Regions from separate parts of the Homo sapiens genome. Here all the other regions are linked to region 1. A link is a contact called in ENCODE Hi-C or POLR2A ChIA-PET data. All regions are on one chromosome and are shown on one strand. Each heading gives the region's core, a stretch centred on a gene start or an enhancer-like site at or near the end of the contact. The rest is flanking DNA. Distances are from core to core; before and after follow the strand shown. Region 1 holds the start of TAPBP (TAP binding protein). Region 2 holds the start of LEMD2 (LEM domain nuclear envelope protein 2). Region 3 holds the start of UQCC2 (ubiquinol-cytochrome c reductase complex assembly factor 2). Region 4 holds the start of ITPR3 (inositol 1,4,5-trisphosphate receptor type 3). Region 5 has its middle 21 kb from the start of HLA-DOA.

What was found. A loop is a pair of places that touch in the nucleus more often than their neighbours do. ChIA-PET counts read pairs that join two places held with the same protein, here RNA polymerase II (POLR2A). Pooled maps may share reads with other maps.
Region 2: a pooled map shows a loop between it and region 1 (8-fold over the local background). The contact joins the promoter of LEMD2 here to the promoter of TAPBP in region 1. A Hi-C loop is called at or near these places in 1 of 37 single-sample maps with no recorded cell type and 14 of 50 pooled maps. POLR2A ChIA-PET finds 5 or more read pairs at or near these places in 1 of 52 experiments (A673).
Region 3: a loop to region 1 is called in a map with no recorded cell type, with 4 times the contacts of the local background. The contact joins the promoter of UQCC2 here to the promoter of TAPBP in region 1. A Hi-C loop is called at or near these places in 2 of 168 maps with a recorded cell type or tissue (gastrocnemius medialis and naive thymus-derived CD4-positive, alpha-beta T cell), 2 of 37 single-sample maps with no recorded cell type and 8 of 50 pooled maps. POLR2A ChIA-PET finds 5 or more read pairs at or near these places in 9 of 52 experiments (A549, B cell, Caco-2 and 6 more).
Region 4: a loop to region 1 is called in a pooled map, with 5 times the contacts of the local background. The contact joins the promoter of ITPR3 here to the promoter of TAPBP in region 1. A Hi-C loop is called at or near these places in 3 of 37 single-sample maps with no recorded cell type and 8 of 50 pooled maps. POLR2A ChIA-PET finds 5 or more read pairs at or near these places in 8 of 52 experiments (A549, RWPE1, WTC11 and 5 more).
Region 5: a pooled map shows a loop between it and region 1 (6-fold over the local background). The contact joins the enhancer-like site here to the promoter of TAPBP in region 1. A Hi-C loop is called at or near these places in 3 of 37 single-sample maps with no recorded cell type and 4 of 50 pooled maps. POLR2A ChIA-PET finds 5 or more read pairs at or near these places in 5 of 52 experiments (B cell, T-cell, WTC11 and 2 more).

Annotation. Positions count from the first base shown.
Region 1 is chr6:33,312,041-33,317,338 of GRCh38, forward strand. It overlaps TAPBP (TAP binding protein), which reads right to left and starts at 2,038. Exons shown (of 8, transcript NM_003190.5): 1 at 1,965-2,038; 2 at 1,654-1,824; 3 at 1,177-1,437. The coding sequence starts at 2,001. ZBTB22 (zinc finger and BTB domain containing 22) reads right to left here. Exons shown (of 2, transcript NM_005453.5): 2 at 2,378-4,945. The coding sequence starts at 4,876. The coding sequence ends at 2,972. RefSeq lists enhancers at 2,592-3,251, 3,252-3,909 and a silencer at 3,332-3,626.
Region 2 is chr6:33,785,833-33,791,130 of GRCh38, forward strand. LEMD2 (LEM domain nuclear envelope protein 2) reads right to left here and starts at 3,298. Exons shown (of 9, transcript NM_181336.4): 1 at 2,549-3,298; 2 at 902-942. The coding sequence starts at 3,284. It overlaps LOC105375024 (a long non-coding RNA gene), which reads left to right and starts at 3,546. Exons shown (of 3, transcript XR_926707.3): 1 at 3,546-5,298. RefSeq lists enhancers at 2,262-2,811, 3,424-3,513, 4,724-5,298 and silencers at 2,464-2,913, 2,954-3,333.
Region 3 is chr6:33,709,469-33,714,766 of GRCh38, forward strand. It overlaps UQCC2 (ubiquinol-cytochrome c reductase complex assembly factor 2), which reads right to left and starts at 2,232. Exons shown (of 4, transcript NM_032340.4): 1 at 2,081-2,232. The coding sequence starts at 2,218. LOC124901304 (a long non-coding RNA gene) reads right to left here and starts at 1,981. Exons shown (of 3, transcript XR_007059548.1): 1 at 1,840-1,981; 2 at 1,227-1,383; 3 at 111-295. RefSeq lists enhancers at 828-1,725, 1,752-1,801 and a silencer at 4,944-5,238.
Region 4 is chr6:33,618,771-33,624,068 of GRCh38, forward strand. ITPR3 (inositol 1,4,5-trisphosphate receptor type 3) reads left to right here and starts at 2,552. Exons shown (of 58, transcript NM_002224.4): 1 at 2,552-2,921. The coding sequence starts at 2,833. RefSeq lists silencers at 2,050-2,359, 2,390-2,509, 2,560-2,729, 2,740-2,889, 2,769-2,954 and enhancers at 3,476-4,025, 4,026-4,574.
Region 5 is chr6:33,028,206-33,033,503 of GRCh38, forward strand. No RefSeq gene overlaps it. Among named protein-coding and RNA genes, the nearest start is that of HLA-DOA, 21 kb to the left of the region's middle. Within about 2 kb of position 1,251, at least 18 of the 41 ENCODE cell types and tissues checked have a DNase peak (open chromatin) inside an H3K27ac peak, as active enhancers do; they include B cell, where a contact is called at or near this core.

The DNA of each region.
Region 1 (5,298 bases), core at 788-3,287:
TAGTCACAACAAGAAAAGCAGCTGGGAAATAGTATCCACATTTTACAGTTGGAAAAACAAACTCAGAAAGCAAAGACCATTCTCATCATCACCTCGGTGGAGCCAGTAGCCCTAGGAAATATTCCACCCCACCAGAGAGAGCTACTGTCTACACAAGAGCAGTGTTCCTCAGCTTCTGCCAGGGTGGGGGCTTGAGACTAAGAATGGAGGTATAGGCAGAGGTGAGGGTTTCAGCGTGGGTTTCAAGTCTGTCTCCCTGGTTCTGTGGGTAATTCTCAGGAGGGTGGAGGGAAGGGAGGGTGCAGGGATTGGTTGGGGTTGCCCTGTCCATCGGGCTGTGTCGCTGACATAAAATCCAGATAGAAAAGCTAAGAACTCTACCGGTATTCTACCCCGGAATACCCCGCCTCCGCTGCCAGGAGGGAGAGCTCCCAGATATCCAGGTCAGACTCTCCTCATTCTTGAATTATCTGCACAGTCCCTCCCACGTCCCAGCCTAGAAAAGCTTCTGACTCCTGGGCCTCAAACTGCAATGCACCTTTCAGTGCAATAGGAGCTATCCAATCTCCAGCCGCGTCCATCCGCCCACTCGAGCCCACCTGTTTGCGGACCACAGAGCGGCAGCACATCCCTACACGGGGCTGTCAGGCAAGGTCAACGCGCTAGAGTGCAAGAGCCTTTGCTTTGCGGATTGCCGCAGCGCCGGGTGTGGGCGCAGGTGGGGATAGAGTGCTGGGTTTTGAAAGAGTGACCCGCAAAGCTGAGGGTGCAGAGCAAGACACAGATCTGGGAAGAGCAGAGAAAAAACGCTCCTGCTTCTGAACCCCTCCCACCTCGCATCACCTGACAAGTCTCTCAAGGTCTGGTGTCGGGAAACCCCACCTCTTCAAAGCCCCGCCCTTCGAAACACCAGAAAGTAACCCCCCTGCCCGGCCCTGCTTTCCCCCTACCCCCTGCCAAGCTGCAGTTTTTTTTTTGTTTTTTTTTTTTAACTGGGTGAGGGCTAGAAGGAGCGGTAGAGATTGATTCATTCTAGCCAAACCACCTCTCTTAACAAAAAAAGGAAACTGAACCCCGATTGGCGAAATGTCTTGCTCAAGTCCATAAAGCGAGACCACCGGCTGATCTGGACCCTTAGAATCTACCCACCCTTCTCCACCTCCCCTCCCCAGCTACCTGTTGCCATGGTGATGAGAACAGGCTCCTGCTGAGGCTCTGGCTGTGGTCGCAAGAGGCTGGAGAGGCTGAGGACTGGGCTGGATATGCTGACCATCAGCCAAGCCCCATCCAGGGCCCGCGGGCAGTTCTGCGCGGGGGTCAGGCCGCTGGCCCATTTCGCAGAGGCGGGGAGAGGCACGAAGCGGCTCATCTCGCAGTGTGGTGCGGGGGCGCCCCGGGGATACCGCCTGAAGGCAGCCTGGAGGGCGCCCGCGGGGTCTGAGTGTAGAGAAGGAAGTTGCAGCTGTAGAGTCACCGCCGGGAAAGGGGCTGGAAGGGCAGCGTTCGGGGAACTTCAAATGCACAGACTACCCCGTAGTGAGACTCACTTTACAAAGGGGAAGCTGAGGCCTGAGGTCACTGCCGGATCTAAAGAGGAGGGGGTTTCGGTGGAGGCGACAGAGGTAGGGGGGCGGCGAGTCCCTAGAGACTCACCGTGTACACTGAGATAGAGCTCAGGGTCGAGGTCCGGCCGGGGCGGCGGTTCCCCCGGTCCCTGGCGCAACAGCAGTGCACCGGGTCTCTTGGCCAGGCCCTTTCCGCTCGCATCCTCCACGAACCAACACTCGATCACCGCGGGTCCTGCTGAGACGGCGGTCGCCAGGCCTGGCGTATAGGGACGCGAGTGAGGAGCGGTTTGTATGTCTGGTGACCTGCCCCACTCCCACCCTGGCATCGGCTCCAGTGGGGCCACCTCCCTCCGCTTCCCTCTAGTTCTTGGGCGATGAGTCGCGGGGTTCGCTCACCCAAAGCCACAGCGAGGAGCAGAGACAGGGACTTCATGGCGCTGCGACCTCCTCAGCCATGAAGCCTCCTCTTCCTCCTTTCACTTTCACTTTCCTCCAAAGGGCGGCATGAGGGGCGGTGGAAATCCCCGCTCTGGTTAGGTGAAGGTGCCTGGGGGACCGGTGTTTCCCCACTGGCCAGGCAGGGACCCGGGTAGATCCTCTCCAGTTCTCACCAGGACACCCCAGCCTTACCGCGCCCTCCTGGACTACCCAGCAGCCCCGAGTTCGAGCCCTCCCCAACCCCAGGCCCTCCCCCGCCCCCCAACTCCTGTGTGTGCTCTCCAACATCCACTTGCCCGAAAACCATTACTCCGGCTTCCCCCTATCTGTGCCGCGTCCCCAGCAAACACACGGGTTATCGGGAAGCCAAGTAAATGACCAATAAATATTTTAATCACTGTTAAAAAAAATAAAAACCTTGTACTCCTACGACTTACTCCCTCCTTGTCTCCACCCACTCCTCCATGAGAACCGAGTTGGGAATTTCCACGGGAAGTCGGGGGTGGCGGGGAGAGACAGGGTAGAAATAAAGAGCGCATCCTTGAGAGGGGGTAGGTTCTAGGACAAGGGTGGGGCTCAAAGGCCTTGTCTCCACGACAACACAAACACAGACTTCAGGCACAGACTACAACCACCTGACCCCTGACCCTGTGACTGCAGGATGTTCAACACGCCCCCTCTCCCTCCCTCCATGTGCAATCTACTCTGTGGAGCAGGGGCTTCAGTGTACCCATCAGAGGGAAAGGAAGGGTTTAGTTCTGGAAATACCTTGGGGGGGAGGGGTTGAGTAGTAGAATGGGCGGGCGATGGTGAAACTGTGGTTCCCCTTCCAGAATATATACAAGTCCACAGAGATAAAGGAAGACAGTAAGTGTGGTGGGAGATCACCCGGGGGCCACAGCGCCCTTGCATCGTGCTCCTTATTCCCTTTCCCGAAAGCTACCCCACCCCAGTAGCCTGCCCCTTCAGTTTGCTCCTCCACCTCCACCGAAGCCCATCTCCACCTTGTGGACTCTGGGTGGGGACCAGACACGTCTGCTGGACGGGGGCGTGGCCGCACTCGCTTCGTCGCCGCTGCCCCCGCCCACTCCGGGAGACTCTCTCTTGGACGGCAAGGATGGCCCCGTGGGAGTCCCAGGCCCAGGTACGGCCCCGACCCCGCCCAGGCGGTGCCGGCGCTCACAGTGTCCTCGGTGGCGCATGAAGCTGTCTCGCCACATGAACTTCTTGGCGCAGACTCCGCACTCGTAGGGCTTGAGACCTGTGTGCGTCTTCATGTGCTCAGTCAGATGGTGCTTCATCTTGAACTTTTTGTTGCACACGGGGCAGTCAAACGGCCGCAGATTGAGGTGCATGTTCACGTGCCGGTCCCGCATGCTCTTGTGGGAGAAGGCCTTCCCACAATGGCACAGAAAGATCTTATTCCCGTCCCCACTGCCAGTCCCTCCAGGGACCCCACCAACGCTACCCGGCACACCCAGGCTCCCCACCGACGTGCCCCCCACGGTCACTGCCCCGTGTTCTGCTTGGTTCCCTGGTGGTTGGCCAGGAGCCTGTGAGGATGAGGATGAAGACGACGACGGGAAGACCAGGATCTGGTTGCCCTGCATGTCCAAGGGAAGGAGCGGTCGAGGAGGGTGGGAGGGGGCATAGGAAGAGGGAGTTGGCCCCCCTGAGTCATCAAGACCTGCCACAGGACCCCCACCCTCATATGGGCCAAAGTCATTGGAGGACTCACAGAAGTTGACCTGCTCCTCCCCCTTGTCTGGGGGCTCACTCAGGGTACGGACATCACTTATGCTGAGGGTAGCCTCAGGCCCTCCCCCCACTGGAACCCTGGAGCTACCCCCTAGTTCTTCATCTTCATCATCCTCACAGGTCAACACCAGATCTTCCTCCTCCTCTTCCTCCTCCAGATCTGGGTCTTGGGGAACCAGGGGTGTTGGCGCTGGGCAATTACCACCTCGCTTCACGTATACCCAGTGTTTCTGTGGCATGATGCTAGGGGGTGTGTAGGTGGGTCTCCGGAGCCCAGCCCCAGGAACCACTGCCCCCCTCCCATCCCCACCATCATCGCACAGCTCATCTGCCTCCAGCAGCAGCTTTCCAGATGTGGCCCCTCCACTGCCAACGACAGGGGCTGGGAATACAGGGCCACCTCCTCGACGCTCCCCACTGCCCACTGCAGAAGCTGCAAATGCCTCTTGGGAGGAAGATGAGAAATCAGTGGACTCCCTGGGGCTGAAGTAGTTGCTGCTGCTGGGAGATTGATTCTCACTGGCCCGGCTGGAGGCATGGGAGCGCGCAGAGCCCATGGTAGCAGGGGCCACAGTGCCCCCACTCCCGGATGGCACCCCAGCACCAGGGACAGTGACAGAGGTGGCTGCAGCAGTAGTGATGGTGGTGGTAGCTGAGGCCCGGCCTTCTCGGAGTAGTTCAGTGCACTTGTCCACAATGTGCCACATTTGGAGCACAGACCCCACTGTAAGGAAGTTGACAATGTCAGCAGCAGCCATGCTGAGGCGGCCAGTGTAAGCGGAGGCTAGGACAGTCTCAAAGGCGCCTGGGTCCATGACACTGGGCAGCGAGATGGAGGTCATGCCTTTGAGTAGGACCTGATCATGGAAGTAAGGGGAGGAGGCAGCCAGGACAGCCCGATGAGCCCGGAACTCCCGGCCCTGCACTCTGATAGATACATCGCAGAGCTGGCCCTGCAGACGCTGCTGATTGAGGGACTCCAAGAGGGCACTGGTCACCTCAGGGAAGGACACATGTACCACTGCAGCTGCTGGCAGGGGTAGTGGGGGCGGAGCCAGCGACAGCGGCAGGGGAAGTGCTGCCCCACTGGGAGACAGAGGAGATGGCTCCATGTTGTGGAGGGAGGGGATACCCCCCCAGCCACAGGAACAAAGAAAGGAGGAGGGCGGCCGGGGGGGTCTCTGGGAAGAAAAAGAGAAAAGAATAATGATAACATCTCATAACGACACAGCCCGTTACAACTCAAAAATATGTTCACGCTCATTATCTGTGTAACTCCCCACAACAGTGAGGTAGGTATTCCTCTCAACCCCATTTGACAGATGAGGAAACTAAAGCTCAGAAAGATTAAGAGATTATCCAAGGTCACACAGCAAGTGGCAGCGCCAGCAAACACAGGTATCTGACAAATCTTGTGCCCTTTCCTTGGAGGTTAGAGAAATAAGGTGCTCTTAGGGGCTGGAGTGGCTTCCTTCGGAATTATACCCTATTTCCGACTTACCTGAGAGCCTGACATTCCAAAATCTACCTTTTT
Region 2 (5,298 bases), core at 2,048-4,547, 480 kb after region 1:
TAAATGGATGTAATAAAACACCCCCAACTATGACACACCCGAAGCCAAAGAGAAATAAAAGCCGTTATCTGCACCAGGATGCCCCCTCATTTACATGAGTAAGACAGTCAATGCAGGGCTGGCCAGAGGACCATGCGTCATTTTCTTTCCCAGCCCCTGGGCTACTAGAGATGTTAACTAAGGACTTGGGAGGCCAGGCATTGCACACTTAATTAGACTACTAAGTCATGCCCTCTGGCAGCACAAGACTCCTCCTGGTACAATTTAAGACCTGAAAATTTACTGCCCCATATCTTCTCCAGACTGTCACCAGAAGCAGCATCCCAGCTCCTTGATAATGCTGCTTTCATGATTCATAAATGGATGGGGCTGCTCGCCATATTAGAGCTTCATAAAACAAATCTAAATGTAGACTAAGAGGGCTAATTCCACTTAAGATGTGTTCCAAACAAACTCCCTATGTTTCAAATCAGAACAGCATTTTCAGAGCCACAGCTGCACCACTGGAGACAGAGAATGTGGAATTGAGAACTTGGCCTCCTGATGCTTAGAAACGCCGGCCCTTCCTCCCAGTGCCAGGGAGCTTGAGGGTCCTTCAACAACAACCTACTGCATCCCCCTAGATTGACTCAGGCAGATCAAAGTCCCCGATGCTACATTTGATGGGAAAGTGTCCATAACAAGCCCAGGGTTGGATTTTGGGAGGTCAATTCTATTTCAAGTATTCCTTCACTGCCACAATTGAGCCTGACAAGAACATCACAGAACACAATGTGACTCTGGTACATTACAGGAAGCACTCCCTGAAAATGATCCTATTCTTTTTCTGGGGAAGTTTACCTCCTGATGGAGGCTAATATCCTCAGGAAGAATAATAAAAACCAGAGAAACTCAAACTCACCTCATCTGTTTTTCTCTCACAGTCCACTGGCAATAACTTCACTGAGACCAAGAAAAGAAACACAGAGGAAATTAAGTGTGGGTTGAGAAAGGAATACAAAAAGAGACTACTCACAACATTTGGAGGGAGTAAAGCATTACCAAGCCAAGGGTGGGGATTAGAAAGATGTCATCTAAGGAAGGCACTTTTAAAATGCAGACAGCAAAATGTAAGGGTATCCAAATCCTGGATTAGGAATTACGATAGCTGGGTCCTTGTCCCAGCTGAAAATGATTAGCTCAAGTTTCTTGGGCAACTCAACCACTCTGAACCTCTGTCTCCTCGTCTGTAAAACGGGATCAAATGGGCCTTCCCTGCTTAACTCAGGGAGTTAGGCCCAAACAAAACAAAATATAGGAGTTTTGTAAACAATGATATGTTAAACAGAGATTAACACCGTAATGGGAGGGGAAGTCCAGGTAAATACCAGCATACATTCTAGCGCTGTTGTCTTAAAGCATCTCAGCAGTGAGTACCAGTGTGATACTGTTTGACATCACCAGTGTAGTTATAGTACCATGACACTCCCAGGTCTCCTTAATTTCTCTAGCAGGTCGACAAACTATTCACATAGTTGATAAATGCTCTCATAGTGGGGAAATCATTTGGGTGTTTGCACACGAGTCTGTTAATACCCTTGCCCACAGACTTGTACACTCCCAAACATCCATCTGCCACACCAGCTAAGACATACTTTAGCTTTTTCCTGTATTTTGGCAGTTCCTGCTAGGCATGAAAGGATGTGGCCTTGGCTGGAAGCTGGGAACAGTATTAGTCACATTCGTGCTTTGTAAAGAGTATTAAAAGTTGGTGAACTACAGTGGCCCTTTATACCTAAATGTATAATGAAATGATCTCTATGTTTCCTTTCAGAAAACACACAATCCTCAGCTATTCCGGATACATACTGTATCCTGCAGACCTCTCATTGGCATATCTAACCATGTAACTTAAATGTGGCCAGAAGGATGGCTGTGAGCATCCTTGAGTCGTAGTCTCTCTCTTAACACACTCCATGAGGGTGCTACAAGCAATGATAAGGGCCTCCAGTTGCGATCAGTTTAACCTGTCTGGCAAGCAAGGCTGGTAGATTCTCCTGTTGACAAAGCGGCGGCCCTGTGATTCAAAGAAGTGGAGAGTGGACTTTTTGGTGCTACAAAGGTGGGACCCCCAACCAGATCCTATCTGTGGGCCACTGAAATCTGGAGTGCCTTCAAACAGGCACTAAATGTGTAAGCCAGAGGTCAAAAGGGAAGAACCCAAACGGATGGGGTGAATCTGTTAGAGGGGGGTGTGGCTTCCTCTCCAGGGAGAAAACCAGAGGTTGGAGGAGCAGTGACTACAGCTTGTGATTGAAAGGGAGACGTTAGAAGGGAGGGCTGGGGCAGAAAAGGAGAACAGGAGAAAGTGAAGGCAGAAATTATTGCAGATGCAGGAGCCTTGGCCCTCTCTTCCCACAGCTGGAAGAAGGCAGGCCTGGAAATGAGAAGACAGTCAGAGGCAGCTGACAAGGCCGGAAGTGCGCGGCCTGGCGCCGACAGGAACGGGGGGTCCTCCGGCGGACACACGCGCGCCCAGGGCCCTCCCCTGCGCCGGCCCAGGACGTACTGTTGTCCTCCGCCTCCTGCGGCGCTGAGGGCTTGCCCATCTTCACCCAAAGGATGCCCAGGAAGACGAGCAGTAGCCCTAGGCTGGCCCAGAGCAGAAGCCGAGAGAGCCAGCGCTCCAGCCGGCGCCCCACCTCAGGCCGGGCCCTCGCCGCGCCAGCAGGGCCCGCTCGAGTCGCCCGCAGGCCCGGGCGCGGGTCGGGACCGAGGAGGGAGGAAGGCAGCCGCGCCGGGGCGGGAGACGCTGCCCACCAGCGGCGGGCCGCGAGACCCGGGCCCTGCGTGGCCCTGTCGGGCGTCCGGGCGTCCTCGTCCTCCTCGGAGCTGCCCCGGACCGAGGCGCGGCGCCTGAGTTGCGCCGGGCGGGCAGGATAGGCGAGGCCGCGGCTCCCTACCCAGGAAGCCGCGGAGGGCCGGATATCACCGTAGGCCCCAGGGGTCGCGTAGGCCGAGCCCGAGGCCGGCTGGGAGAGCCAGGGCTCCGCCCGCGGAGAGGCCGCGGCGGGCCGGGCGCGCAGCGGCGCATCCTCGCGTAACCGGGCCTCTTCCCGTAACCGCTCCTCGCCCCGCGGCCGGGCCTCCTCCCGCAGCCGCTCCTCGTCGCGCAGCCGGGCCTCGCCCCGCAGGCGGCGCAGCTTGTTGCGGTAGACATCCCGGGTGGTGTCGGTGATGGGTCCTGGCTGGAAGCCCAGGGCCTGCAGCTCCCGCCGCAGTTCCAGGTCCGACAGGCCGGCCATGGCCAGGACGCCGCCCCCCGCCCGCCCCTGGCGCGCACCGCACCCGGAACTGCTCCCTCCCGCAGGCGCGGCGGAGCGGGCGGGGCCACGCGCCATGATGGGAAGGTCGGTCGCCATGTTGGGAAGGTCTGCACTTGGCCTTTGGTCGGCCATGATGAGGCGGTCTGACGTGGCTCTTAGAGCCGCCATGGTGGGAAGGTCCAAGGGGGATTAAATTTTTTGTTTTGTTTTGTTTTGTTTTGTTTTTCTCTCTCTCTCCGCTCTCCCACTTCCCTTTGTTTGTTAGATCAAGCGGTATTAATCTCTGAGTCCTCCAACCCTAGCTCTGCCTCTGGCAGGTGGTAAGCGTTCAGTAAAGTCAGCGTTGATTTAATAGATGAATTGCTTAATGGTGAACGAAGCCACTGCCACGAATGGAGAGACAGGATGATTTGCCTCTCTGGGCTTGGGGACTGATGTGTGATCCGGTTTTATTTGGGTCTTAGAGTACACTCCAGGCATGCTCCAAGACCCTGTCCCGACTTCGGGCTTGTTAACTGGGCGACACTGAGCACCAAGTAGGTGCGATCCCTGCCTTAGGACAGACACTGGCCCCCAAGGAGCGCCAGCCTGGAGGAGACGCAGCATCCATGGTGGAGGCAGAGGAGCAAAATGCCCTTGGGTTCGAATGGGCAGTTGAGGCTTCTCTGCGGAGGGCCTGTGTCTGCGTAATGGGATTTTTACAAGGAGACATGGGAGAGAGAAGACTCCAGAGATACACGGTCTTGCAGCCTCACTGGTGGTTTAGGTTGTGGGCTTTGGAGCCAGACAGTTCGATTTCAAATCCCTACTCACAACTATTAGATGTGTGATCATATTCAATTAACATTGTTAGCCTATTTGCCAGTAAACCTCAATAGAGTTGCTGTGAGGATTAGAAGAGGTAGTTTGGCTAAGGTGCTTGGGACAGTGCCTGGCACACGTTCATGCGTGTTTATACTTAACCCACATCTTTGCAGTGTCAGTGCTGTGTAGAGCCTCCCACAGGGCAGGTGATTTGGTTACATGAAGGCTCTTAGCAGGAAACCCCTAAGGGAAGCAAGGGAATGTGGCAACTGGAAATAGAACCAGTTTATAATCTTCCTTCCACATCCCTCAACTCCCATTCCCAAACATTTATTGCCGGCCCAATGGGTTCCATCCATTTCTACCCCTGCCATTCCATTCTCCCCTTCCCCCAGGCCCCTCCTCCCTGGAACTGCCCCGTATCTGTCCCAACAGCCCCCTTGCCCATTCCCCACTTTATTCCCTCCCCTCCCTGACACCCTGGGCAATGCTATGCTCCTCTGTCTGGGTTTTGCATTCCTGCCACTTGCTCCACCTCAGGGGTATTCAACACTGGCCACAATTGCTGGGAAAATGACAGCCTCGGCTTGGTCAGCTTCCACTGTTAGCCTCCCCATCTCCCCTGACTTAGCTGCTCCCATGTGGTGTGATTTCTCTCACCAAGTGTTGTTTTCCTTTTCCCTGCATGTGTTTGCACAGAATGCCATGAATTTGATATAGTGATTGCCTAACACATATACCACATAATAGTATTTTATTTCTTTCTGAAGCACTGTTTGCATGACAAATGAGTTGGTAACATTTGTGCAACTCCTTGCAGCTGTGCGGTTCAATATATAAAGAATGAGCCTTTCGGCATCAGTACTGGCCCCATGTATTCTAAGAGGGCTTGAAACTAATGCTTAAACAAAGTTATCGTTACAGCATTTCACAGAGTTATGGTCTATTTTATAACAATGGATCTCAGGGCGATTTAAAAATATGGACTGAACTGGAGCCACCCCCAGTGGTGGCACGCAATGTGGGCTTTGTCAGCTTCCTTGTGTTTGGGGACACTGCTGCCGCTCCACACACGTAGGGTCAAGTGGCCCACAGCCCCTCCCCCAGAACCCTGTTGTCTTCCCTGTGGTGTAGAACCCACTGTGCTTGGAGTTGTGGCCTTTGGCCACCCATGGTCAGCCCTTTTACC
Region 3 (5,298 bases), core at 982-3,481, 400 kb after region 1:
TAAAAATGGCATCATCTCTATTTTCAGGAAGCTCATACTAAAAATATGCAGGGAGTACAGCTTTAGAAAGTTCACGGGTTTGTAGAATTGGGACTAGATAAGATTCTTGCCTTAAAGATCTTTACACTTTGGGCCAGTGAAGACCACCATGAATAATGTGAGGGCCCTGGGTATCGTATAACCTGGGCCAGACACTCCCCAGGCTGCCAGCCAATCAGCAGTACAGTCACAATGATGCCACTGGGCGTGCTCCTGCTCCTTTAGGTGGGCTGGCTTGGCTCTGTTTCGGGCTAAGCTGAAAAAAAAAAAACCCATGTTCCTTCTGTAACAAGTCTTGGCCAAGTTTCACAAGTCATTTCTTCAGACTGTGTGTATATGCATCTCATTATCTCATTTCATTTCTGGTCTCTTGCCCGAGCCCCAGGCTCAAATATAGCACTGCCTACTTGACATTGCCACTTGGAAATCAGTGTACTTGGCATCTCAGGTTTAACCTGCTTAACACCGAACTCGAGATATTCTTCCTACACTTCACCTATTCCTACCTCAGTAAATGGCACCATCTTAGACCTAGATGCCCAGGCCAAAAAATATCTAGGTGCTATCTTTGGTTCCTCTCTTTTCCTTTATCCCACATCCCATATATCAGCAAGTCCTGCTGACTCAACCTGCGCATAACCTGAATCCAACCACTTCCATCTTCTGTGCTGCCGTCCTCATCCAACCCCCCACCATCTGTCGCTTATAGTACCATAATCGGCTTCTCTCCAGCCTCTTTTTTTGTTATTGCCCCCTATAGCCCACTCACCACATACAACCAGAATAGTCTTTTAAAAAGTAAATTAGGGCACATCAGTCCCCTCACTAAACATCCCCAGTGACTTCTCACTGGCCTTATAATGAGGTCTAAAGCTAATCAGAACAGATAATATCCTACTGTGCCTGGCTCCGGACCTTCACCTTAGCAAACTCCACCTTACTTACTACCCTGCAGCCATTCTGGCTTTCTTTCTGTCCTCAAACATGTCAATCTGCCTCCTGCCTCTGGACATGTGCAGTGTCTGGAATGTCCTTCCCGCCAAGTGTACATGGCTGGCTCATCCTCTTGCCTTAGGTCTCACCTATGTGTCATCTCCTCAGAAAGGCCCCACTAATAACATTACCCTTTTATCACGCTACCCTATTTTCTATCGATCACAGTACTTATCTGTCTTACGTACACTTACCTGCTTATTGTGTCCTGAACTACAATGTAAAACTTCATGCGGGCAGGACTTCACCTGTTTAACACTGCTGTTTCCCTAGCACCGTTCCAGGCATATGGTAGGTGCTCAATAAATACGAGCTATATGAATGAATGAATCCCAGAGCTGCAGCGCCAACCTGGAGGAAAGCAAGAACATAGGCCTACTACTCACACACAGCTGCGTGAGCTGAGGACCCAAACCTGCTGCACAGGCTTACAGGGGCTCAGGAAGAACGCAAACGCTTAGCGGGGACCTGCAGAGTTAACTGGGGATTAGCTCAGTCAATACACAACACTGCGAAATAATGAGGTAATGCTACCGTGACAAGGAAGCAAAAAGCTGAGGCTGTCACCAGCTGCCACTGGTGGTGTGGGTCTCAACTCTCTCTGCACCTTGAATCACCTGGAGAGCTTTTAAAACTCTGAGGTCAAGACCCCACCCCTAGAGATTCTGCATTTGAAGTTTTTGTTTGTTTTTTGATTTGTAGAGACGGAGTCCCACTATGTTGCCCAGGAGGTCATCCTGGGCTCAAGCGATCCTCCCGCCTCGGCCTCTCAAAGAGTGCTGGAATTATAGGTGTGAACCGCCGCACCCGGCCCATCTGGAGTTTAAAAAAAGCTTCTTCGGCAATTCCAAGGTGCAGCCGGGGGAGAGCGCTGAATACAACGGGCGTCGCTATCAGTAGCTCCCTGGGGGAAAAAGGGGGTCCGCGCTCACGTGCTGCCTGGAAAGAGGGCGCGCGCATGCGCAGATCCCCCTGCTAGCGCGCTCGTTGGCCCCGCCCCTGCCTCGTCCTTTCCTCCCCTCGTCCCAGCCGCCTCCCCGCCGGTCACCTGGGTATTCTCTCCCTCCCGAAAGGCCTGTGCTACCCGCTGTCGCAGGTAAGCGCCCAAGTCCCGGCCCCGTTTGGTCTCGTCCACTGGCCATTCCTCACAGAGCTTAAGAAAACGCCGGTACCGGCTGGCCGCCATCTTGGGCCCCGCGTGTTCCCGCCTTAGCGGGAGGAGTCGGCGCCGACGAATGGCGCTTGCGCACTAAGCCTCGCCGCCTGCCTTAGGAGTGGAGCGGGAGGCCGGAGTGGGCATGCGCGACTTTGTAGGCGCACCGCTACTCTCCGTGTAGGGGCGCTGCTCGCCTTTCTCTGCAAGCCGAGCTAATTCAGTCTTCGTCCTCCTGGAACCGGCCCAGCTCCCAGGGGCAAGGCGGACGTGGAGTACCCCAGAGACAGCTTTGCGTCTCTTTTTCAATGACTGCACAAGCTTGAGACTAAAAAACCCTCCCCCGAGGCCTCCGCTGTTTTGCATAAACCAATATATTTGCATGTAAATACAGGTTACTGGATGAAAATATGTTTGAACGTTGTTCGTGGGTGCCCCCGTACCTGTCACTATCCCTTGGTACTCGGCCTCAATTCCTTCTTTAGTGCTTCCTAGTTCTTGTTCTTCTCTGCCCAGTCCCTGTTAGTATCCCTTCTGTTCCCCCCTTCCTACCCCTCATAAGCCAGACATTTTTCTCTGGGAGGCGCAGGTTTTCTAGCATGAGCAATGCCAACTGTGTTGATTCAGACTAGAAAAACTTTTTTTTTCTTTACAATTTATTATTTTGTATTGTGGTAAAATACACATAACAAAATTTACTATCTTAACCATTTTTTTTAGACAAGGTCTTGCTATGTGGCCCATGCTGGTCTCAAACTCCTGGGCTCAAGTGATCCTCCCACCTTGGCCTCCCAAAGTGCTGGGATTACAGGTGTGAGCCACCACACCTGGCCTTAACCTTTTATTTATTTATTTATTTATTTTGAGATGGAGTCTTGCTCTGTGGCTCTGTCGCCCAGGCTGGTGTTCAGTGAATGGCGCAACCTCCGCCTCCCGGGTTCAAGTGATTCTCCTGCCTCAGCCTCCCAAGTAGCTGGGACTACAGGCGCCCGCCATCATGCCTGGCTATGTTTTGTATTTTTAGTAGGGACAGGGTTTTACCATGTTGGCCAGGCTGATCTCGAACTCCTGACCTCAGGCGATCCACCTGCCTCGGCCTCCCAAAATGCTGGGATTACAGGCGTGAGCCACGGTGCCCAGCCAGCCATTTTTAAGTGTACAGTTCATGGGTATGAAATAGCACTGAATAATGTTGTGCAGCCATCGCACCATCTCCGTAACTCTTGTAAAACTGAAACTCCATACTCATTAAACAATAAATCCCCATTTCCCCCTCTCCCCCCAGCCCCTGGCAACGACCATTCTATTTTGTCTGTATGATTTTGACTACTCTAGGTACCTCATGTAAGTGGAATCCTGCAGTATTTTTGCAACTGGCTTATTTTGCTTAGCATAATATTTTCACTTCAAGGTTCATTCATTTTGTAGCATATGTCAGAATTTCCTTCCTTTTTAAGGCTGAGTAATATTCCGTTGCATGTATATACCACATTTTGTTTACACATCCATTGATAGACACTTAGGTTGCCTCCATGTTTTAGCTCTTGTGAATAATGCTGCTATGAACATGGATGTACAGACATCTCAAGACCTTGCTTTCAATTCTTTTGGTATATACCCAGAAGCGGAATTGCTGGATCATATGGTAATTCTATTTTAAGTTTTTTGAGGAACTGCCATACTGTCTTCCACAGCAGCTGCACCATTTTGCACTCCCACCACCGGTGCACAAGGGTTCCAATTTCTCCACATCCTTACCAACATTTGTTATTTTCTGGTTTTTTGATAGTAACCATCATAATGGGTGAGGGCTGTATCTCAATGTAGCTTTGACTTGCATTTGTCTAATGATTAGTGATATTGAGTATCTTTTTATGTGCTTATCAGCCATTTGTATATCTTCAGAGAAATATCTATTCAAGTCCTTTACCTGTTTTTAATCGGGTTTTTTTTTTGTTGTTGTTGTTATTGAGTTTTAGGAGTTCTCTGTATATTCCAGATATTACTCCCTTCACAGCTATGTGATTTCAGAATATTTTCTCCCATTAAAATGTGTTTGTTTTATCAAGTCTTCTCTTATATGTCTCTAGCTACATCACCATGTGGACTAATTTTTGTTCTCAAAAGACTGTCCCACCATCTGCATTTTTCATAAGAAAGCCTCAGCCCCCCGTATATCTCCACTATCCTGTATTTAGCCAAGACCATCCAATGTGTACAAAACTTTGCTTCCTCCAAACCTTTTCCTTCTTGCCTTACCTACATTTTAAAGGTGAATCTAGGAGAGTCCTGCCTTCAAGAAGTTGATGGCCAAGTCTGGGAATGTGTACATAACCAGGACACAAAGTTACAGATGACGAGAGCTTTAACTGAAGTGTTAGACAATGCTAGAGAGTTTGGAGAAACAGATGTCTGCTGTTCAGGGGAGAGTGGGAGAAGATCAAGGATGGCTCCAAGAACAGCCAGAGGCAGGCCTGGGGTGGCAATGGGAAAGAGAGGGAGGAGTTTAATTTGAGGAAAGATCAATGGGTGATTTTAACTGGAATGGCTTTAACTGTTCCGAAGATGTTAGGAGTCAAGACCATTAAAGGAAAACCTCTGGGGACCAGAATGTGTGATGCCCGCTGAGGTAAGGAGAGTTCAGGGGGAGTGGAAAATGAGGCGCCCAAGGGCACCTTCTCCAGAAAGCTCCCCTGATTAACCCCACCAGGTTCCCAGCCCAGCAGTCCCTCCTTGCTCCATCCTCACCTCATAGCCATGTAGTTTTGATGACACCCCTAAGGCACAAAGGGCAAGGATTGTATCTATTTACTTACCAAGGTCCAGGCACCTAGGGCTGTGCTGGGTGCCCCGAGGCGCTGTCATAGCCGTGGCTTTGAAGAGCACCTGACTGGTCCACATCTGTCCCAGGAGGCAGAGCCAAGGTCCCTCTGTCTTAGGCAACCAAAAAGTAACATTAGGTGGCAGCAAATGGTTTTCATGCTGCTTGAGGTACAAGGACAATGAGAGGTTGAGAAGAATGCTGGGCTCCAGAGGAAGCGCAAACAGATGCTTCCTCCTAAGGTGCTCCCTTCCCCTGTACCCTAGCTTCTCCGTCAGGCTGTGGTTGTCCC
Region 4 (5,298 bases), core at 1,302-3,801, 310 kb after region 1:
AAAAAAAAAAGGGAGCCAGAGTCTGCACTCTTGGCCAGTCTACAGCATGGATCCTCCTTGAGGAGCAATTGTGTTTTCTGCAGAGGGTGGGAGGACAGCAAGACTTGAGGGTCCAGTGTGCTGGGCTCAGGTCTGTAGACTTCTGTGGGCAGTGAGGAGGCATAGGAAGGCTTCAAGCAGGAAGCAGGGGAGGGAACTCATTGGAGCTGTACCATCTGTTTCTTAAACTTTGGTCTTTGTTGTTGTTGTTTAACCAACAGAAACTTTCTTGAAACAAATTCTAACTCAGAACGCAGGTATATAAAATAGCTTACAGTGGAGCTGATTTGGAAGAAGCAGGTGACAGGGGCCCAGAGCCCTCACCTCTGAGACCTCCTGGTTGGTGGAGAGACAGAGGCTCTAAGTATTCCTAGGATGGGGAGGGGTGGGGAGAAACAAGGCCATGTGCTTTAGTCCAGAGAGACCCAAAGTGGAGTGACCTCCATTCCTGGCTGCTACACCTCGGCTGAGTTATGGAACCATCTATATGGATGTCAGGGGAGGAAGGAGGTGGATTCCTGGGTGTGGCTGTGGCACAAGTTCTGAGTGTGGCCACTGGAGGCAAGTTTTCAACTTGTCCCTCTTCATCCTCACGGTCTGGGGAAGGGAAAAAGGCAATTGGGCCCAGGCTGACAGCTTGATCAGAGCCTGGTGCCCAGCAGAGGCCTGACATCACAGGCCTTCAATAAATGCTTATGGAATGAAGGCATATTTTTCCCTTCTAACTTTTGGGGATGATACAGGAGGCCTGACTCCTGGGAGCAAGTGAAACTGTCCCAGGGGCTGCCCCTTCTCAGTGAGGTTCCAGTGACCCATCGCTGTGGCTCAGTTGGTGTGGGGTAATAGGAGAATACCCGGCTAAAAATCAGAGGCTTGGTTGGCTTCTGCCTCCAGTTGCCAGGAACCTGCCGTGTGCCCTTGATGGGTGGTGTTCCTTCTCTGGGCTTTGGTCATCTCTTTTTGGCACAGTGGACTGGATGAGGTTTTTTAAACTGCAGTTTGCAACCCATTTGGGACATTAAAAAAAACCAGTTCAGTGGGTTACAATCAGCATTAAAGCAACAACAAGAACACAACTGAAATAGAATAGAAAATATCAGCATGCATCAAAGGTCATAAAAGTAAGTATTGTTTGGTGATCTATTGTTTTGCTTATATATAGACGAAGGTGTGGACTGGTCTGCTGTAAAACTTGTTACTGTTTGCCATGGTGAAAAAACAAAACAAAACTGTAAAACACGGTACTTAGCGATCCTGGAGGTGTCCTTCCCTCCCACATCGTTCCTGGGGGTCTTCGTAAAACAAACAAACAAACAAACAAACAAAACAACAACAACAACAAAAAAACCACTGCCTGGGGCTCTTCTCCTCCCAGGGTCAGCAGCTGTCTCTTTGCTTTTAGCTGTCTCCACCCCTCCCCTAGCCTCTCTTCTTCCTGCTTCAGTCACCGAGTCCCCTCCTCCCTCTCTCCCAGGGACAAACGCCCCCCCACAACTCAGGAAGTGGGGTTGGGGGGTCCGAAGGGAGCAAAAGTGATCGGATGGCGGTGGCAATGGGCACCCTATCTTAGGCGTTCAAATAAAGGACTAGGAAGCAAACACCCAAGCACCGGGGAACAGAACAGAAAGTAAGCGAGCCCGGGACGCGAATTTGAGGGCAGGACTTCGGGAGCCAGAGCCTGGCGGCGCTGCCGCAGCGGGTCACTCCCAGGGGGCCGGCACCCAGACTTGGCATCGTTAGCGCTTGGGTGCTCTGTCAACTAGCGAAGGTAATTTTCATCCCTGCTTTTTTTTTTTTTTTGAAAGGAAAGACGGAAGGAGCCAAGAGTTTTGGAGCCAACTCCTGGAGAGGGAGCGGCTGAACTGATTCGGAAGTTGGATCTCTTTGTACACAGGAATGCGGAGAGAAAAAAAACAAAACCCACCCCATTGCTTCATTTCCCCTCCAAGCCTGAGCACTTTCTATTGTGCAATGAAAAGGCTTTTCACGTTGAGAAAAATGAATCCCGAATTTGCTCTGCAAAGGGATGAGCGCGCCTCTGGGCGCCAGCCTGCTCTCAGCTGGGCGCGGAGACCGCGCGGTGGCCGCAGGGCGGCCGCGGCCAGGGCGCTCCAGGGCGCGCCCTCCGCGAGCGGCTCCGGGGTGACGCCCGCCGGAGAGCTGGACTCCCCCTTCCGCGGGCGCCTGCACTGGCTCTTAGCCAGCCGAGGGCCCGGGTGCAGATAGTCCGGGAACCCCGAGGGCGGAGAGCTCCCCACTACGCCTGGGCCTCCCAGGGATGGCAGCTCCGAGAGCCCCCTAGACCCGGTGCCTTGCAGGACGCCTCTGGAGATCAGGAGGGCTGGCGGCGCATTCGGCGTCCGGGAGGCCGGGCCCCGGACGCGCGAGGAGCGCGGGGCGCGGGAAGGCAGGCGGGTGCACATGGGTGCCGGCGGGCGAGCTGCGGGGGGAGGGGGGGCGGGGTGTGGCCTCCCCGCCTCCCGGGCGGGATTTGCATGTGTGTGGTGGCCCCAGACTTCCTGCTCCTTCTACGCTGCAGGTACGCGCGGGCCGGGCGGGGCGGGCGGGCGGCGGGCGCGCCAAGACGTGGGCACCTCCTCACCCGGACCCCGGGCCCCGCCGAGCCGCCTCCTGGCTCCCGTGGCCGCCAGCCCGCCCCGGCCGCACCGAGCGTCGGGATCCGAGGTGGGAGCGTACCCCTCCCCGCTCCCCGGACGCCTCAGTCCTCCGCACTGAGCTTGGCCACGCGCCCCTAGGCGCCCCCCACGCCCTGGGCCCCGGAGGGCCGCAGCCATGAGTGAAATGTCCAGCTTTCTTCACATCGGGGACATCGTCTCCCTGTACGCCGAGGGCTCCGTCAATGGCTTCATCAGCACTTTGGGGTGAGTGAGCCGAGCTCGAGAGGGGCGCGGGTAAAGAGGGGGCGCCGTGGGCCCTGGTGCCAGCTGCGTGCGTCCAGCCGCCGCCCCCCGATAGAGGCCTGGACGTCCCCCTAGTCTCAAGGAGCGGGAACGGCTCGCCTCCTTCTTTTACAGAAAGGAAGTGAAGTGTTTGCTCAGGTAGGACTCGGGCTCCCTACTGGAGTTGGCAGGAGGAGCCTCCCTCGGCGGCGCAGCCTCTACCCTCCCGCGCACGCCTTTGGAGGGGGCGGAGGGACGGAGGCTTCCTTTGCAGGTGGTCCCGGGGGCGGGCAGGTGGGTGGCTGGAGGCTGAGTTGGGGAAGGGCAGCCGGGCCGAGACGTGCCCGGCTCTGAGGGTAGGGCGGAGCTGTCGGGAGTGGGCAGGCTCAGCTTGGAGCCCGTAATCCTCTATTACCGATCCCGTGGTGCCTTTGAGGGGTCGCACCTTCTCCTCACAGCTCTCTCCCTGTTCTTCCCAGCTTCAGTAGGAGTGTCTTCTCAGCCCTCCCCTTCCAGGCTTCAAGGTCCTGGCCAGCTGCCCCTTCTCCCCGCCTCTCCCATTCAATTTCCTGCGCCGGTCATCTGGCGCCCTTGGGTCCTTGGTTCTAGCTTCTCTCCAGCACTTCACAAACATTAATTAATTCTGGCCGCCACCTCCCAGGGTCTGGGCTGGATGAACAGGGAATCAGTTCACGTCCCTGGAGAGGGCCAGGCCTGTAGCAGGGAGAGGGCAGGAGAGAAATTAGGTAGAGAGGATGGGTTTATCTTCAGAGGAGCAGCTGGATGTGATTCGCTGGATGGGAGCGTAGGTGGTTTCTCCAGCCAGACCCCAGGGCAGGGTCGGCTATCTTTGTCCCGTTTACAGTCTGGGGGCCTGGGTTAAATTGTCTCATCCTCCCAACCACACATGGCTGTCCTCTAGGGTACACCCACCCTCCTCTGCTGATCCACTGAGTGGGACCAGCCAGCCGCGTGGTGCCTTCTTTCTGATGGCCTTGGAGGACAACCTGGCACCCTCAGCTCAGGACTGATGCTGGACAGGGCCCGGCTCACCCCAAGCCTGGGAGGTGAGGGGTCACTGGTCTCTCCCAGGGTTGCTGGGAGTTTAGCTTTCATCTTGGTGTAAAGGGAATGGATTGTGGGATTGGAGGGCTGGCTCTGCCAAGCAGGGAGTTCTCACCTGGCATTCCAGCCTGCCCTGCTCGCCTTCTCGCAGAACCATCCAGGTCCCTCCTGGTGCCCTCCCCTTCACACGTGGAATCCCTGCCTATTTGTCCCCACTTCCACTAGATCTAACTTCTTCCCAGCTCCCTAGAGGATGGGGGTGGAGCCACATCTGGGCCAGCATTTGTGCAGGCCTCCTCCAGAGAGCAGTGACTAGGCCCTGGCTGCCCTGAGGCCAGGGCTGCCCACAGTAGGTACAGAGTAAACACCTCTGATAAAGCTGAGGGAAGGAGGAGAGGGTGTGGGGACTGGGAGGGACATAGGGATCTATCGTGGAAGTCCCCTCCTAGTGTCTGAAGAGCACCAGGGACTTTTGGGAAATGACCACCTCTGTTGCTTAGTGCCTGGCTTGGGGCTGAACACATGATGATTTTCAAGTGCCTGTGAGTTTTGTTTTTTTTTTTTTTTTTTAAGACAAGGTCTCACTTTCTCACTCAGGCTAGAATGCAGTGATGCAATCTTGGCTTACTGCAGCCTCGACCTCTGGGGTTCAAGCAATCCTCCTGCCTCAGCTCCCAAAACTAGCTGGGACTACAGGCACATCACCACACCCGGCTAATTTTTGTATTTTTTTTGTAGAGACTGGGTTTCACCATGTTGCCCAGGCTGGTCTCTAACTCCTGAGCTCAAGCAATCCGCCCACCCCAGCCTTCCAAAGTGCGTGAACCACCGTGCCCTGCCTAGCACCTGTGAGATTTAACAAGATCAGGGAAAACATCTTATTGCTTCTTCCCCTGCCCTTGTGCAGGCCTCACTCCCTCACAAAGGATTCCCTCTGTTGCCTCCAAAACTTCCTCCCAGCTTGGCCCTTCCTGCCCCAGGAACTGCTTCCTCCAGTCCACCTTGATCCTGGGGCAGATCCTGGTGACCTCTAGAAAGCCCTTCTACGCCGGGGTACCCCCTCCCTCTGCAAACACCTCCAACATCTCCTGATGTTCCACCAGCGGATGTCCACCCTCCTAGCATGGCTTTCTAGCATCGGCCTGTGCAGGTCTGCATCATAATTTTCTGGGGCTTTTTCACCTTCCCATACCTGGAACTCCAGGTGCACCACACGACTGCAACCTGTCCCGCGCTCTCAGTCTCTTTACCTTTGCTCTTGGGTTGTTCCCGCCCTTTAGCAAGCAAGTCTCCA
Region 5 (5,298 bases), core at 1-2,500, 280 kb before region 1:
ACACCAAACATTGATTCATCAAGGAGTCTTACCACTTTACTATACTTCCATTTCAACTCACACTCAAATTCATCACTGATAATGTCTACTTTATAAAATATTCCTTCAAAGCAGCCATTGGCCTAATCCCCAGATGATGCCATTGATCCATGACAATAGGGAGAATAATGTCTCCATCATTACTTTCTTCTCATAGTCTTTTAATTCCTTATACAGAGGCTAGTTTCAACTGCAGAAGTAACATGGGGTCCTTTGTCTATCAAACACTCCCCTTGTAACATTCATATCTGCTCTGGGACAGAAATCTGTCCTTTGGACACCAGAGTAGGAGGTTTAAGAAAGGCCAAACGTTGATACAATCCAACTGATGTAGAGTGATAAGGAAGGCAGTCAGGCAGCATGAGGAAGTGGGAGGATGGGAGTTACAGAGAATTTCTGATGTAGACAATGAGCTTCTTTTCTTTTTCTTAAGGGATTTCCACAATCCTCCACTTTGTGGTATTGGGGACAGTGGTAATGACAGGGTGGGAAGGGCAGAAGAGGCTTATTTCAAGAGGAAGCAGTAAAAGGTGGGCCTGTGAGGACCTGTTTAGCAGGCTTTAACATCCTATGTACAAGTCCTTATCTTTTGAAGTGCTCTCCTGATCCAGGCCCTGCTTATCATTATTCACAAATTTCAGTGTCTGAAATAATCCAGAAGGTGGACAATCAGACATCCACAGATTAATTGATGATTTATACTTATTCTCCCTCTCTCCCCACTCTCTCTCCCTTTCTCTTCTCTCTCTCCTCCTCTCCCTCCCCTCCCTCCCTCCCCCTCTCTCCTTCTCCATCTCTCCCTCTCCATCTCTCCCTCTTCATCTCTTCCTCCCCTTCCCTCCCCTCCCCTCTCCCTCTTCATCTCTTCCTCCCCTTCCCTCCCCTCCCCTCTCCTTTCTGTCTCTCTCAGCTCCAAAAAAGAATGATACAGAGATGCATAACACTCCTCTCTCTCCCATCTGAAAATTTAGGGATGGGGTGGGGTCCTAAGAAGCTAGCCTTAGAATCTCTTCCTCTTACTGTGGTTTCCTTAACCCTCCATCATCTCATAACTAATGATAAGTCTGAAAATGAGCTTCCGTATTAATTCTCATTATTCTGACAACAGACTCTAGAATCCAGCCATATTCTACTGTTTGGAGCCAGCCAGGGACTTTCCAAGTATTCACAGTGAAACACTGGCTTCCATGCCTGGGTCTCCCCACCCACTGCCTCTGCACTTGGTGCCTTTGAACCTCTCTTGTTCCTCTTGCCCTTGCTACTTCTGTATAGATCACAAGCTCCCTCCACACAGCTTCAGTTACACACATCCGTGCAGCAGGACCTTCTCAGGGGCTTAGTCTGCCAGAAACTAGTGACACTGCCTTTCACCCACTTTTTATTGGATAGAGAGAAATGTTACCAGAATTTCCCAGGAAAAGAGCTTCTTTGAAGTCTCTACATGCATTCAGATAAATCCTTTCCCCTGATATTTTCCCTCCATCCCCCTCCTCACAGCCCTGTTCAGAAGCCTGAACATGTCATGATGGCTGGGGCCTCAAATCCAGGGGACAATATGAGGTGAAGGTGAGCAAGGAGACAGTCTACAAAGAGGCCGTGGAAGCTGTCGGGGAAGGAGAATGTTCAAGTAGCACAGGCAATCAAACACTTCCTATTGCTCCAGGTGCCAAAGCAGGAATGAAAACCTGTCCCCTCTGTTGAATACTCTTCTTCTTCACTCCTAAAACTACACACCTGATGTTAGTCGTCAGCCCTCTTCTTATCACTCTACACCTGCTGCTCTGGAGAACTCATCCAGGCCTGTGGCTCCCTGCACGTCTACACTAGTAACCTCTGAATCCACGGTCTCCAGCACTCCCTCCTGCTCCCATCCCCAGGTGGCAGTCAGGTGCCTGCACTTGGCTATCTCAACATCAACATCACCCCAACACCTGTTTTTTCATGCATTCAAGGGAGATTTTTTTTCTCCCCAAGTTTCTTTCACCTTCCCTTTGGGGTTCCTGGAATAAATAATACAAAACTTGAGGTTCTCTTGTGATGCTGTTTGGAGTCGAGAGAGAGACAGAGAGAGAGAGATACCCCCAGGAGGGAGTTGTCCCGATTCTTTTCCATCACTCGGGAGCTAGCCCTACATCTAGTCTTACTGTTTGGAGCCTTATAAAAAGATCTCATGAGCAGCCCCCTGGGAATAGCATGTCTTTGTTCTCTGAGAGGCAATGATTTTTATCTGGACCCCACATAACTTTTCCCCAGAGAGCATCACAGTAAAAGCACATGTTTATCTTCTCTCCTTAACTTCTGACATCCTTAAATCCCAAGGAAGGGTATGGAGGGAGACAGATTGATGATTCTGTGTATTTGGGTAAACCAGGTTCCTGGCTAAAATCACTTAGTCAAAAATGCCAAGCATGGTCAAGGGAGAAGGGTTAGAGAGTCTAAAAGAATGAAATTTGGAGACAGGTAAACTTGAAATTTATTCTTTCCTTCACCTATTATTGTGTATGTGATTTGGGGTCATATTCTTAACTATAACTACCTATTGCCTCATCTTAGAATAAGGATAAATAATATCTATGTTGAAACACTGCTGTGAGCATTAGTGCTCAATAACTATTACTACTGTACTAATGCAGGTTCTTGATTTTAAACAATAGAATGCAAACTTGAATAATTAAGCAGAAAAGGCATTTATTGGAAAGGAACTAAATAGCTCATAGAGGATATGACAAAGGCAGGAGTTCTTCATAGTTGATATTGTATCTCCGTGCATTGAATCAGGAGACACATGATGTTGATTTGTTCTGTTATCAGTGATGCTAATTTTGACTACTTGATTTTAGTGGTAACTGACAGATTTTTTCAACCATAAAGTTACTATTTTCATTGCTTGATTTTCGTATATTAAACTTACCCTGTGATGCTAATTTTGACTACTTGATTTTAGTGGTAACTGACAGATTTTTCAACCATAAGTTACTATTTTCATTGCTTGATTTTCATATATTAAACTTACCCTATGTTCATAGAATAAACTCAACTTGGTCATTATTTTACCTAGTGTTATATTTAATTGACTAATAGATCTTTTAGGAGTTTTGTATCTGTGTTTAAAAATGAGATGAGCCTTACTTTTGCTTTTTTGTTTTTGTTTTTGCTTCATGCTTATGAGGATTTGGCATATTGCTGCATGAGTTGAGAAATGTTCCTTTATTCCCCCGTCTTTTGGAATCGCTTGTGTAAGGTTAGCAAATGCCTTCACTGAATATTTAGAAGAATTCACCCAATAAGATCATCTTTGCCTACAGATTTCTTTGTGGAAAGTTTTGTAATTACCAACTCAATTTCTTTAATAGATACAGGATTATGAAAATTTTTCTATTATTTCTTGAGTTCATTTTAGTAAGTGGTGTTTTCTAGAATATGTCTATTTCATCTAGCTTTTCAAATTTGTCAGCATAAAGTTATTTATAATATTTTCTATTGTAATTTTAATGTCTACAGGACCCATAATGACAGTACCTTTTTCATTCCTGATATTGGAATTTCATGCCTTCTGTCTTGTTTTAAAATCTTCCACAGTCTTGCTAAAATTTTATCAATCCTATTAGTCTTTTCAAAGAAACAAGCCTTTAGTGTTGTTGATGTTTTTCTACTGTATTATTATTTCCTATCAAATTATTTTCTTCTTTTATGTATATAATTCCCTTACTTTTACTTTTCTTGGGTTAAATTTGACATTCTTTTTCTAAGTATATGATTGATTTTCAGTATTTCTTTCTTTCCAATTAATTATATGCACTTAAGGTTGCATATAATTTTTGTCTAGACCTGACTTCAGCTTCATCTTATGTTATAATATTTTGTAATGCAAGTATAATTTGCAATATTTTCAATTTTCTTTCTTCCTTCCTTCTTTTCTTTTTCTTTCCTTTCCTTTTCTTTTCTTTCAAGACAGGGTCTCACTCTGTTGCCCTGGCTGGAGTGCAGTGGTGCTGTCATATCTCACTGCAGCCTTGGACTCCTGGGCTCAAGTGATCCTCCCACCTCAGCCTCCTAAGAAGCTAGGACCTCAGGCATGCAGCACCACACCAGCTAACTTATATTTTATTTTTCGTAGAGATAGGATCTCATCATGTGGTCCAGGCTGGTTTTGAACTTCCTAGGCTCAAGCAATCCTCTTGCCTTAGCCTCCCAAAGTACTGGGATTACAGGCATGAGCCACCACACCCAACTGATATTTTCAATTTTTTATTGTCAGGGATCTGATAATAATTAGATTTAATCTCTGATTATCTTCTTTGATCTATGGATTATTTTAATTTGTATTTCTTAATTTCTAAACTCTTCAAAATTTTTTGGTTATCTTTCTGTAATTGATCTCTAGCTCTGTTCTATTTTTGTCAAAGAACATTATAAAAGATAAAATACTTTGAAATATTGTATTCTTTTTCATTGTTTTAGTAGTTATGTTTTTCGAGAAATTTGTCTTTTTTTTTTTTGACAGGTTGCTATGTTGCCCAGGCTACAGTGCACGATAACCCCATACTCCTGGGTTCAGGCAATCCTCCTGCCTCAACTTCCCTAGTAGCTGGTACTACAGATGTGTGCCACCCTGCCCAGCACAAAATGTGTCCATTTTATCTAGATTATCTAATTGTTGGCACGCAATTGTACACAGTATTCCCTTATATTGTTTTTCATTTCTGTAAAGTGGTAGAAAGGTCTCATCTTTTATTCCTGATTTGAGTAATTCAATTCCTTTCTTTTTTTTCTTACTCAATCTAGCTAAAGTTTCCTCAGTTTTGATTCTTTAAAAGCAAAAACTTAGTTTTGTTGATTTTCTCTATCTTTTTCTATTTCCTAGTTCATTTATTCCCATTCTAACATTCCTTTCACTAGTTCTGGTTTGTCTTACTCATTTCTAATTTCTTTTCTTTTCTTTTCTTTTTTTGTTTGTTTATTTGTTTGTTTGAGACAGGGTTATTTTTTTGAGATGGAGTCTTGCTCTGTCACCCAGGCTAGAGTGCAGGGGCCTGATCTCCACACACTGCAACCTCCCCATCCCGGGTTCAAACGATTCTCCTGTCTCAGCCTCCCGAGTGGCTGGGGTTATAGGTGCCTGCCACCACGCCAGGCTAATTTTTGTATGTTTAGTAGAGATGGGGTTACATCATGTTGGCCAGGCTGATCTCAAACTCCTGACTTCAAGCAATCCACCCTCCTTGGCCTCCCAGAGTGCTGGGATTACAGAGTGAGCCA